Regions from separate parts of the Homo sapiens genome. Here region 1 is linked to region 2. A link is an interaction called in ENCODE POLR2A ChIA-PET data of the cell type or tissue named here. Cell type or tissue: MCF 10A. All regions are shown on one strand.

Region 1 (2,500 bases), 56 kb before region 2:
AGCTGTAATTTTGTATCCTTTAAGAAATCTCTCCCTAACCTTCCCTTCCCCCTAGTCTTCCAAGTCTATCATTTTAGAGACAGTTTAAGATACGGAACAGAAAAGCTGATAATCATAAATAGCAGTTTTATGTCCACGTAGGACTTCTTATGAAGTTCTGTTTCTAATTAAGGTATTTCAGGAACAAAGTGGTATTGCATAAATTTGGAGCTCATTTTAGACTAAGATTTAATAATTGTTAATAGGCATTGAGCCTGTGTTTAAGTTTTATGTTAGCATTTGTTGGGTAATGACTTCTTAAATTCGGGATTTGACTCTGATGAACTCTGAGTTTTGGTCTTAAGTTTGGAATGTGTGTGTGTATCCTCTGTTACAGGGCTTTTCCCAGTTAACTCCAACCAATGAGAGCTCCTCTGATGTTTTAGGGAGCTTTAATTTCAAGGTCCTTAGCAGAATGAACATTCTTATGATAAAGAATTAGCCACTCATGAATCCTGGGGATAACCTATAGTCGTTTACAACCATTCACCTGTCTGTAGAGCAGAAGTTGTTTGGAACATGTTCTTGCCTCTTAGCTCTAGAAAGCAGCATGAGTGATAGAATGATATTTATACTGGTTTGGAAAAGGTCAGAAACCAAATATTGTTGCCTTAGACGTGAGGTTATTTTGAGTTGTGCAGGAGACTTTGGGAGTGGGGTGTGAAGAGTACAAAAACAAATATATGTAAAAGGGAAGGCCTGGCAAGGATACTAAGAAGGTAGAGGGAGTAGCTTAGGTGGTTGTAGGACTGACTTGGATAATGAAAGGATGTAACACTTGGGTGTATTGGTTTCTTCCGAGGAAATGATGGTGGATACTAAAGGTAGCATAACAAGGACCACCCAAGTGGAAAATGGGTTTGAAGATGGACTCTGAAAGCTTGAAGACAGTATGATGCAAAATGTGTATGATAGTCCTCAGGAGAGGCTGTCAGTAGAATTCATCTGTTATGAAATTTGGTTGTGTTCTCAGAACAGTGAGACAAATAGCAGGTGGATAGAGGCAATTACAGATATTCTGAGCTGTTGAGATAATTGTATATTTGAATATGCTATTTCAGGGTTAAAAGTCGTCTACATGAGAAAAGAAGAGCAGTTATGGCAGCATTAGAAGGCTCTCCTTTCTAATGTAATGCCAGGAATGTCTGAGTCATGCAGAATTGGGGTGGTGAGTGAGGAATGTTTCTCTGTGGCTTCCCTGGCTTTGTGTGGGGAGCCAGTGGGAAGCCATTTTCAAAAGTGGTTTTGAATAAAAATCTAGCCCCAAAACTGTTTTAGTAAATAACACAAAAATATACCTAAAAAGTGACTTGTTAGGGTCAAATAATCAAACCACCTACATAATGCTGTAAATCTGAAATTTGTTCATTTTGCACATATCTTTTCATAATTTTATCAATTTTTAAATTATAATCTGTGCCTTCTTTTGTAAATTTAGTCTTTTTAATTAATTCATCCATTTTGGTCTCTTCACATATTCTATGACCCTTATAATTTCTTTCGAGCATAGTTTGGATCTTTTCCAGTTTTTTTTTTTTTTTTTTTTGTCTGTTCTAATTGACCAGAATGGCTTAAAATAAATATGTATAATTTATGTTTGGTCGTGTTTTCCATTTCATTTTTAACATCATTTCTGAAATACCCTTGTCTTGGTCTTTAAGTGTATAGTGCCACACTGAACTGATGTACTCAGAGAAAAGTCTCTAACAACTCTAGTCTAGACTAGAGGTTCTCAAAGTGCGGTCCCCAGATGAACAGTGCAAACTTCACCTGGGAACTTGTTGGAAATGTAAATTCTTGGACTGAATCAGAAGCCCAGAGGGTGGAGCTCAGAGTTTTTTTTTTTTTTTTTGAGACAAATCCTCACTCTGGTTGCCCAGACTAGAGTGCAGTGGCACATTCTTGGCTCACTGAAGCTTTGACCTCCCGGGCTCAAACAATCCTCCCACCTCAGCTTCCTGAGTAGCTGGTATGACAGGCACCTGCCACCATGCCTGGCTAATTTTTTTATTTTTTGTAGAGACGGGTTTCACCATGTTGCCCCACCTTCTTGAACTCCTGAGTTCAAGCAATCTGCCCGCCTTAGCCTCCCAAAGTGTGGGGATTACAGGCGTGGGCCACTGTGCCTGGCTGAGGTTTATATTTAACAAGCCCTCTAGGTCAGCAGTCTCCAACCTTTTGGCACCAAGGACTGGTTTTGTGGAAGACAATTTTTCCATGGATGACGGGGATGGCGTGGCTTGAGAATGAAACTGTTCCATCTGAGATCATCAGGCGTTAGTTAGATTCTCATAAGGAGTGTGCAACCTAGATCCCTCACATGTGCATTTCACGATAAGGTTTGCGCTTCTATGAGAATCTAATGCCACTGCTGATCTAACAGGAGGTGGAGCTCAGGAAGTAAAGCTCACCCACTGCTTACCTCCTGCTTGGTGGCTTGGTTCCTAACAGGCCAGAGACT
Region 2 (2,500 bases):
GAGGGAGACTCTGTCTAAAAAAAAAAAAAAAAAAAAAAAATACAGTGGACGTTCTCTTAACCAATCTATGTGGTTCCCTGGTTTACCAGTGCTTTCCATTCTCTCTGGAAAGTACATTGACTCTCATGCCCACTCCCTGCTGAGTGCCCTGTCTGGTAGGCTATTTCCCATGTGTGCTCAAGGTTCCAAACATTTCCTCCCACTGCTGAGTTGTGTGCATTGTTACAGTAATTACATAGTTTCATTAAATAACAAGTATACTGATGAAATATGTGTGTGAAAAGGAAATTGTTTATTTTGATGAAGTTGAATTAATTGGAAAGACTAAAGGCAACTTGCCATAAGATATTGGTGTCAAATTGGATGTGGAAGAGAGAACTCTAAATGATTGGCAAAGATGTTTAAAATATGGAAGGATTCTGCACTGAATTGATTCATACTGAGGTTCTTCTCAACTTCAAGTAACCTAAATGGGAAGTTAGGTTTATGCAAGAAAGACAACTTTGACCTTCAATCAGCAGACCTGTACTTAAAGAAATAGCCTTGGCCTATGTGAAAATGCTGGCAAATAAATTTGCTTTTTTAAGTTTCATGATTAAATATTTAAGATAGGAACATATGTGTCATTTTTTAAAATGATTATGTACCTTAAATGGTATTTTCTCTTAATCTACAAACCATCATCCCAGTTGCAATAGAGTTTCTGTAGTTCCATCCCACAGAGCTATATTGCTAATAAAATAGAGTAGTTGACCAAGACTAGCCTGCAGCCAACTTGGGAAGAGGATCTCTTTTTACAGAAAACAGTGCTTTCAAAAGCGGACTATCCAGAAATACCTCATATATTTTTTTAAGTTTGATCCTTTCACTTTATACCTTAGTTCTACCTAGTTTTAGCTTTTCAAATACTTAAATATAAGTAAGTATACATTTCATAAAATGGTAAAATCGACATTTTATCTTCCTGTGAAAAATTTCTCATTAAGTGGTGCTTATTCAATATAAAGTGATTCATTTTTAAGCTCAAAGGTGTTCAGAATACTCTACAGCAGTAAAATTGGGTATAATAAACTATCCTTACTTCAGACATGAACTGATAAAGAGTTTCTTATATAAAATCCTAGTGGTAAAAATAAGTTTAGAAAATAAAAAATATTAACAGTCAGCTTATATGGCCAAATCTTTGTTCTGCTCCCATTGTATTTTCTGGGTGTGTTTTGCTCTCCTGAGTCAGGCAGCTGCTTTGCTGCTTAGGTTATTCCCAGACTTCTCAGGGCTCCAGGAGCATGAGCTTCTATGGCTTCCTGGTCCAATGTTCCCCCGAGGCAGTGATGTTGAAGGTAGAACAGACAAGACAACTTGGATAAACAACTACATAAAAATTTTCCTTATCTTGACTTTGGCTCCAGTCCATGAGTGAGACACAGTAGAATAATATCCTCGTGCTTTTTGAGTATGTACGTACCTCCTAAAGCTAACCAGTGAGTCATCAGCAGACTACTTGATGAAGCTAGTGTTGTTACTTTTCTCTAGGGTGTTCATCTCTTCCCATTAAGGACTTTTTTTAAGATATGCTACACTAGTTTTTAGACCCTCTCTTGCATTAGTAACAAAAAGACTAGAGATCATTGTTTATTACCTGTGATGGTAAGTACCCAGGAATATTTGTTGAATGAATGAACTGGTTTGCCAGTCTCAACAGACTTGTATTTGCTAATAACCCTGAGTGAAGAGGGACATTATCAGTTAGGTTAATAAAGCATTAAGTTGAGAGTGGGAATGTTAATGCAGGCATAATGGAGTAAAATTGCCTGGCCTGAGCTGGTAATTGGAGTTTAGCCACTGCATATACATTTTTACAGTCCTTTATGTTTCTTTCTCTTTTCCATCACGAGAGCTCATTCTTTTGAGACTCATGTCTGTGTCATCAACATCCAATAATATTCATTAAGCTCCTGCATGCCAAGTACTGCTGGGTTTCGTCCCTTTTAATGAGTGTGACGTTTAAGTTGAAGGATAGGCTTTTATGCAACACTGCTTTGTCCTGGAAGGAGTAATCTGTGAGTACACATGATTTTGGCACACTGTTTTCCTCAGTTCAGTGAGCTAATTAGATCAATCACATATTTTTGTTGGCAAGCTCTGGCTGCTTCTTTAAAACAAGGGGTAAATCAGTGTGCCTTTATGCTGGGAGATGTTATCAGACCTGGGCTCTGTCGGTAGTAGCCATTAGTGGGTTCTTTTATCTTGATTTTGTAAATAGTTGCTCCTTTACACAATAGATGTTCATGCTCCATGATTCCTTGCTAATTACACTTTTGTCACTTACTACAGTACGCCTTTTCGGTCATCAAGCATTGCTTATGCAGAGTACAATTGAGACAGCCAAGTAAAAAGGGGTCCCTGGAGAATCTCTGACTGGCCTGTGCACTGGGAGGATGGGTTGGAGCCTTGGGAAGTTCACACCATTTGCAGTGGGGAGGAGCCTGGCCTCTCCTTT

Evidence for each region. Peaks named below come from ENCODE experiments on the same cell type or tissue, not always from the same donor. Only the 100,000 strongest peaks of a DNase experiment are listed, where the experiment ranks them.
Region 1: POLR2A ChIA-PET joins it to region 2 with 15 read pairs; 4 of 35 experiments call an interaction of 5 or more read pairs at or near these places.

Annotation. Positions count from the first base shown.
Region 1 is chr4:151,483,718-151,486,217 of GRCh38, forward strand. The region is part of intron 3 of FHIP1A (FHF complex subunit HOOK interacting protein 1A); the gene reads left to right. Among named protein-coding and RNA genes, the nearest start is that of FHIP1A, 76 kb to the left of the region's middle. RefSeq lists enhancers at 193-849, 850-1,505, 1,605-2,304, 2,305-2,500. In MCF 10A, no CTCF peak of the experiment used is centred here; a DNase peak (open chromatin) is centred at 1,204.
Region 2 is chr4:151,539,547-151,542,046 of GRCh38, forward strand. The region is part of intron 3 of FHIP1A (FHF complex subunit HOOK interacting protein 1A); the gene reads left to right. Among named protein-coding and RNA genes, the nearest start is that of FHIP1A, 130 kb to the left of the region's middle. In MCF 10A, no CTCF peak of the experiment used is centred here; DNase peaks (open chromatin) are centred at 1,375 and 2,015.